3 separate regions of the Mus musculus genome follow, and regions 1 and 3 are each linked to region 2. The links are chromatin loops, found by intact Hi-C in ENCODE. Cell type or tissue: gastrocnemius. All regions are shown on one strand.

Region 1 (2,500 bases), 88 kb after region 2:
GTCAGAGTTGTCACTGCTCTTCCCTCCAGCCATGACCTGCCAGCTTTATTAGGCCGGATGCTTTGGCTCTGCCTCTGGCATGAAGAAGACATGGACAGAGACCAGCTGTGCTGAGGGCCACAGAAATAAAAGCAGATGGAAACATTTGTTCAGAGTCTCTGAGATTTGGGGACATCAGTTACCATAGCACAGCAGTGTAAGCTGTGTGTGGAGCAATGAGCTGTGCAGAAGAAACTAGTGCCAGGCTAAGTATGGTCTCTGCCCCGCTGAGGACCAAGGAATAAATACTGCCTTAACAGGGGAGGTGGGAACCACAGGGTTAAGGCTACAAGGATGGAGAATCGTGTTCTCAATAGGCTAAAACTGTGAGATGCCAATCAGATCCCCCGATGGCATGGCCAGGTGTGTGGTTGGATGTATGATCCCACCACCAGAACAAGGTTTAAGGTGGACATAGACAATGTATGGAGCTCAGATGGAAGGTTAGGAGCCAGGCACTGGGGAGGGAGTAAGTATCCCACTCAGCCTCCAAACACAAGGACTGGAAGTCCACAGAAGTGCTCGGAGGGGAGACACTGCTGGAGGTATCCTGCGGTGATACATGGAAAGACTGTGTCCTCAGAGCCCAGGCTGCCCTCAAATTCACAATCCCCCTGCCTCTGCCCCCAAAGCTTCTGAGAAATCCAGGTGGTACCACTTGACCTAGGATGTTTTAAGCTACCCAAAGAGAAACTCCAGGTAACCAGGAGCTTGGAGACTCGGAGATCTGCATAAGCCTTGCTTCACAGCTGCCCCGAGAGAACACTGTAAGAACCTGGGAGTGGGCTGTGATGTGGATTGCAGTTCCCTTCTGTTTATGTCACATGGATTGTTTCCCAGGTTCAGCAATGAAGTGCACAAATTCAAAAACTCAGTAACCTGATTTAAAGGAGTCTTAATTACACCTATGGTACATAAAAATATGCAATAAAATGGAGGACTCCGGTATGAGATGCAAATTCTCACTTAGCTTGCCTACCATGCCTAAGGCAAATCTGATTCTCTCTCTCATCCTCTCTCTCTTTCCCTCTCTCTCACTCTCTCCCTCTCCCTTCTCCCTCTCTTCCCCCTCTCCTGCTTCCTCCCCCCATCTCTCCCTCCCCTCCCCTACCCCCCTCCTGCAACAGATAAGAAGTAGTGGGGTGCAGTGGAGTTAAGCAGCCAGGCACAGGTACAGAGAGGCACAGAGCACTGGATCAGAAGTCTCTGCTACCAAGGCAGGCCAGTAGCACGCAGAACCCGGCAGCGAGCCCCGGGCTCCCTCTAGTGGCCAGAACTGCCGAGTGTGCCCACTGTAGCTCACCTGACAGGGTGCTGTGCCTGAGGCAGGATGTCCCCTCCCATCTTTCTCCAACATCCTAGTAAGGCTTTGGCCATATCTGGAAATGCCTCTGGCCTTGCTGTGAGTGAACGAGTGAACAAAGGACTAATGTGCACAAGCAAGCCGACCAGAGCCTTAAAGAGCATTCTCAGTAGGTCATGATTTGATGGGAATTGTGAGTTTAGGGGACACTAGGGTTAGAATGGAAATTTTTTTGGCAATGAAATTATTTTAAAAACAAGACCTAGCCAAGGTTTTATGAAAGCCAAACACGTGTGGGCTTGACCTCTACCACACTGCAGTTTTGGTTCCAAATCACAGTAGTAAAGGCAACAGCATGACGAGTGCTGTGACTGTGTTAGCGACTCATCTGTTAAGGACAGCTAAGATGAACCGCCATGTCGTCTTCTCATCTTGCCTTTGTTTTTAGTGGGTGTGTAGCTACTGCACATATGCAACACCAGCATCTCCTCTGGTGCTGCCCCCTCTCCATGTTCCTCCAGTCCCTCCTACCTTGTTTCTTGGTCTTAGCCTTATTGACTTGCCTTGCCAAGGGATCAAGACAGAAGTGTCATTCTGAGGCCAGGATATAAGAGGTCATAGCTCCTGCCAGGGTCTCCCAACAGTGGCTCAATGAGGAGTTTTCTGAGGTTCCCAGTGATAGTAGCTCAGCCACTTTAAGGCCTCCAGTCAGTTCCAGTTAACTGGCGGCCCCAGCAGCCTTTGACTGCCACCATATAAGCAACCCACAGAAGAGCAAGTGTGCGCAGTTCTCCCTATGGGCTTTTACCACCATGTTTAAAAAGCAAGAGTAGATATCTAAAGAAACTGCACAAAGCCACAATCTACTAGCCAAGATCTGGTGTCCTCAGAGCAGAGATGTGTAGCCCTCCTTTAGAGAAGCAGCAGGCACGCTTAAGTCACAATAAGACCAAAGAACATTGATGGGGTACCAGTATATACAGGAGTTGCTTGTATGTCCTAGCAACCATTCTTTAAACCAAATGAGTATAGATTCATGATAACACAATTGTCCGGAAACAGCATCAACTCCTTGGGTACATCCAGTTCCTGGTACAGGCCTCCAGGGAAGCTGGGAGAGGTTCCGCAATGAGCTCACTGGTAGACCTTGTGTCCTGG
Region 2 (2,500 bases):
CATTTGATAGGCAGTGGGGGTGAGGTGGGCTCTGCACCTCAACCCTTCCCTGCCCACAGACACATACCCCAGCACAGAGGCTGAAGGCCACAGACCTCACTTTCCTTAGAGCTCTTGATGTTAAAGACTGCAGACATTTCTGACCTCTCAACAGAGGCAAAATGCCCAACGCTTTGAATCAGCCAGAGGCATGGAAGGGAGCCCTAGTCAGGAGGGGAATAGGTGAAGGGCCATGCCAGGTGACTGCACATACCCCTCAAAGAATGGGGGGACATCCCTGCACTGTGCCACCGTGATCTCCAGGAATGTAAAAGGAATGGGAGCTGGCTCAGAGCCACAGTGCATTCTGATGCTACTTGGGCAGAAGAGTCAGCAGCCATTTAACCTACTTCTGCCTCAGGGACCCTCACAACAAGATTCCTGGATCATTTGTTGTTGATGTATACCACAGCGCACATGCAGAGGTCAGAGGATTTCTCCTCCCAACTTTATGTGGTGGATTCCAGAAATCAAAGACAGATTTCCAGACTTCCATAGACCCATCTCCCCGGACCCCACTGGTTAGTTGGTTGTTTTGAGACAGGGTTCCATACTGTAGACCAGGCTGGCCTCCAACTCAGACACATCCTGCTGCTGCCTCCTGGTCTCTCCTCTCTCCAAACCTGCCAGATGCGGCAAAAGCCTCATGTCTGATTTTTTTTAATTAGGTATTTTCTTCATTTACATTTCAAATGCTATCCCAAAAGTCCCCCATACCCTCCCCCACCCACTCCCCTACCCACTCACTCCCACTTCTTGGCCCTGGCGTTCCCCTGTACTGGGGCATATAAAGTTTGCAAAACCAAGGGCCTCTCTTCCCAATGATGGCCAACTAAGCCATCTTCTGCTACATATGCAGCTAGAGACATGAGCTCTGGGGGTAATGGTTAGTTCATATTGGTGTTCCACCTATAGGGTTGCAGACCCTTTTAGCTCCTTGAGTACTTTCTCTAGCTCCTCCATTGGGGGCCCTGTGATCCATCCAATAGCTGACTGTGAGCATCCACTTCTGTGTTTGCTAGGCCCCCGCATAGCCTCACAAGAGACAGCTATATCCGGGTCCTTTCAGCAAAATCTTGCTAGTGTATGCAATGGTGTCTGCGTTTGGAGGCTGATTTTGGGATGGATCCCCGGGTGAGGCATCTAGATGGTCCATCCTTTCGTCTCAGCTCCAAACTTTGTCTCTGTAACTCCTTCCATGGTTGTTCGTGTCTGATCTTAAGAGGGCAGACTTACTGCTTGTTTGTTGCAGCAAATGGAATGCCAGCAGGAGGCGCTAGTGAAGTGAGCATGGGTCCTCCCTCAGGACTGCTGCCCAGAAATGGTCTGAATATCCGCACTGGACAGTCTCATTAACGAGAACATGCAAGACATGTTACAATCACTGGGTCTTAAAATGGACATGCTTGGGGTCTGGGGAGATGGGTCTGTGGAAGGCTGGAAATCTGTCTTTGATTTCTGGAATCCACCACATAAAGTTGGGAGGAGAAATCCTCTGACCTCCGCATGTGCGCTGTGGTATACATGTGCACCCTCCTCCCTTAATAATAACAGTACATTTTTCTTAATGGACACACTTTTCAGGCCAGCATCTCAAGGGAATGACCCCTGTGCTAGCCTTGACAGTATGGGCAGAGGAGGTGGTCTTTTCTTGTGTACCCTCTCATGACGCACTGAGTGACTGAGTCTCATAGAACCACTCCTGCTCTGGAAGCCAGCTCATGTGTCACCACCCTGGCAGCTAGAGCGCTGGCAGGGTCCTCTGGAGCCCACAGTGAGCCACCGCTGCTCCCTGGTGTCCTCCTCGGGCTCCACCCACACTGGCACAAGCTTTGTCCTTTGAGCCAGCCTTGCCTAGGGACCTTTGCACACCCTAGGCTCCCAGCCAGGACTCCTCTAGCTGGACCCTCTCTCAGCCTGGGAAGGTGCTTGAACCCTGTAGGTCTCAAAAGTCCATTCTAAGAAACCTCAGTCATGTTCTGTCCCATCCTGTCCGTCTTCATTCCTGACAGACAGGCTAACCAATAAGTGAGGGCTTGAGAGAGCTATGCTGGTCTGCTAGACTGTCCTTCCTCTCTCCAGGCTGAGGCAGGGTTTTACATGTGGCTCTATAGAACCCGGCTCTCCTCCACTATCATTCTCTGATCTCCATGCCCAGAGACTGAGAATCAAGGTGCCTACTCAAGTACTGCTTCCCTTTGGTTTGTCTTCACCCCTGGGGTTCTGACCCTGGTTCTCAGCCTCAGCAGTCCAGGCCATTACCTTGCAAGGTACCAAGTCCTTCAACCTAACAGTTACAGCTGGGTGCCACTGGTGACACATCTGTCCTGGAAGTAGAAGGATCTTGTCTCTCTCTGCAATCTGGACTGTATCCCTGCACACGCCTTTGCTCTTTCATGCTCTTTAGATTCTCAGTACCTTGTCTGAGACCTAGGGAGTGACACCTGTCCTGTAGTACAAG
Region 3 (2,500 bases), 130 kb after region 2:
GCTGCAGCACAGGCATGCTGGGAGGCTGCAGCACAGGCATGCATGCTGGGAGCCTGCAGCACAGGCATGCATGCTGGGAGCTTGCAGCACAGGCATGCATGCTGGGAGCCTGCAGCACAGGCATGCATGCTGGGAGCCTGCCTAGGTGGATTCTGGGCATCCAGACTCAGGTTCTCACACCTGCAGGGCAAGTGCTTTAAGCATGGAGCCCTTCCTAAGGTTTTACAGCCACACCACAACAGAAAGCCGTACATCAAGGCATTTTTAAAAAATGCAGAATAGAGTCAGGCCCAGGGCTCGGCTGTTTAGAGCACATGCTGCTCTTGCAGAGGACCCAAGTTCGGTTCCCAGCAACCACATGGCAGCTCACAACCCCTGCAACTCCAATTCCAGGTAGTCTGAGCCCCCCTTTTGTCCTCTGAGGCCTCTGAAGGCACTGCATATAACATTGTGTACATACAGACCTCCAGACAAACATACACATAAAATAAAATAAAAAATAAGTAAGTCTTAAATTAAAAAAAAAAAAAACCTCACAGCAGTAGACACATCAGGCTTAGGGGGGCACAGCAAAGTGGGGGGATCTCCGCTGCAAGTCTCAGAGGCTCTCTGATTACATCCCTAGCTTAGGGGTTGGCGGGAGCTAGTGGTCTGATAAGTTCAGACATTTCAAAAGATTCCACCTGAGAGTCACAGGGTTGTTAGTTCAGATCTAGAGGTGGGCGGTGAATGGCTAATGAGGGAACCAAAATTAATCTGTGAGAATTTGGCTTAGGATCTGCATCATCCCAACCCTCCACAATCATACCTTCTACTCAGTCTGTCTGCCTTGGAAAATCTTTAATCTGGCATGGTCGCCCACCCCCACCCCCCCACCCCCCCAACTTCAGCTCACACTCTGAACTGGGGAGTGATTTTTCCAGAAGCAGGAGGTAATGGGCAGAGGAGCAAACAGCCCTCAGAGGAAGCCAATAGAGTCTGCTTGGCTTTTCCCCTCAGTGTCCCAGAGGACCCTCAACACTGTGGAGGGCAACCCACTCACGCGTGGATTGTGGCTGTGTCGTCAGTGAGGAGGGAAATGATGGGGGCGCCCTGGGGCCAGGCAGTGCAGTCTTTCTGAAGAAGTGGAGCTCCGTTTGATGCAGACCTACCAGGGTTTGTCTCATCAGGCTGGCAGGAAAGTGTGGCCCTGCAGTAGGAATGGTGGTTTTATCTGCTGCTGAAGCCAGCTATTCCAGGTGGCCCAGCAGTAGGGAACCAGAGCAGGCCCTTGGCTGCATGCAAATAGTGCAGACCGGTGCGTTAGACATACAAAGCTGAGGCCAGCCATGCACTGCCTGCTGAGGTGTTCAGACTCCATGAAGAAGTCATAGAGTTTAGGGAGGAGTCATCTGTTGACCCATGGTTCCCTGAGCTGGAAATGGTCTCAGCTGTGGGCCTTAATCTGGAAGCATGTTCCATAAAATGATCTGCTGCCACCTGGTGGCCACTGTTATAATAACCCCAGCTAGCTCGCCATAACAGTTCAGACTGACTCTCCAAGGGTCACTGCTGTGTGTGCCTGTGACCATTGTATTCATCTCAAGTCAGCTCAGCCAGCCTGGGGTAGGCAGTACAATCTTTCTGAAGAAGCAGCTGTGGAGTGTCGCTGGCTTGATATAGTACCCCTGGCCAAGGTCCCCAGGTCAGAGGCCTGAGTCACCTGAGTGACAGGCAAGACCAGCAAGAAGGGGTGGAAAGCTGGAGCCCTGAAATGACTTTGGTATGGGACCTGAGGGCAACCCCCCACTCATAGATTGTGTCTGCATCCTAAGCAAAGAGGAATATGATGGAGGCCCTGGGGGTTTTCAGTGACTTTGTCGGGAGGAGCAGGGTGGGAACTGACCAGACTGCTTCAGTCAAACATTCAGACTTGGACCCAGGAACCTCTGCCAGGCTGAGGCCTGCTCCCTTAGCAGCAGACCCTCCCGGGAACACCGTGATTAGCTCCAGGCTGTTCACAGCCTCCATCAGGAGCAGAGCAGGGTAGCCAGATGCTGATGAGAGCAGATTCACAGTTGCCTGAGAAGCACCTCCTGCCCCACACATACACATCTCTCCTACTTACAGGACTGGGGCCACTAATGGGGGTACTAATGGCTCCAGACGTCAGCCTCGGGACATGACTCCTGGACTGAGCTAGCCACTGGGTTGGATGTACTTTCTCTCTTTTGGAGCTATCCAAAAACAGGAAGAGTAGCCAAGCCATAGCTATCATCAGCTATCAGCCATAGGCAGGTGAACACCTCTTCATGAGGACATTGTAAAGTTGTCAATCCATGGGTCTTCCAGGAAGGAAGAGGAAAGGTGGGGACAGAGGATGTCATTCTCACACCCATCCAGGAAGAGAAACCGATTGTCTCATCTTACAGAAGAGTGAGGCCAGCACATCGTAGTGACAGTTCTGGTCATGAAGGGCAGAGTCCCCGACTCCATAAGGAATGGCATTGAAAGAGCAGGC

Evidence for each region. Peaks named below come from ENCODE experiments on the same cell type or tissue, not always from the same donor. Only the 100,000 strongest peaks of a DNase experiment are listed, where the experiment ranks them.
Region 1: it touches region 2 in a loop (3-fold over the local background); 17 of 42 quality-filtered maps call a loop at or near these places.
Region 3: a loop joins it to region 2, with 2.9 times the contacts of the local background. A loop is called at or near these places in 12 of 42 quality-filtered maps.

The regions. Positions count from the first base shown.
Region 1 is chr6:90,536,846-90,539,345 of GRCm38, forward strand. No RefSeq gene overlaps it. Among named protein-coding and RNA genes, the nearest start is that of Aldh1l1, 13 kb to the right of the region's middle. In gastrocnemius, a CTCF peak has its summit at 1,318 (motif pointing left); a DNase peak (open chromatin) is centred at 1,302.
Region 2 is chr6:90,449,051-90,451,550 of GRCm38, forward strand. No RefSeq gene overlaps it. Among named protein-coding and RNA genes, the nearest start is that of Klf15, 12 kb to the right of the region's middle. In gastrocnemius, a CTCF peak has its summit at 1,297 (motif pointing right); DNase peaks (open chromatin) are centred at 1,314 and 1,832; H3K4me3 peaks cover 441 bases; H3K27ac peaks cover 1,464 bases.
Region 3 is chr6:90,574,075-90,576,574 of GRCm38, forward strand. All of the region lies in intron 12 of Aldh1l1 (aldehyde dehydrogenase 1 family, member L1), which reads left to right. Among named protein-coding and RNA genes, the nearest start is that of Aldh1l1, 25 kb to the left of the region's middle. In gastrocnemius, a CTCF peak has its summit at 1,487 (motif pointing left); DNase peaks (open chromatin) are centred at 1,389 and 1,900; H3K27ac peaks cover 372 bases.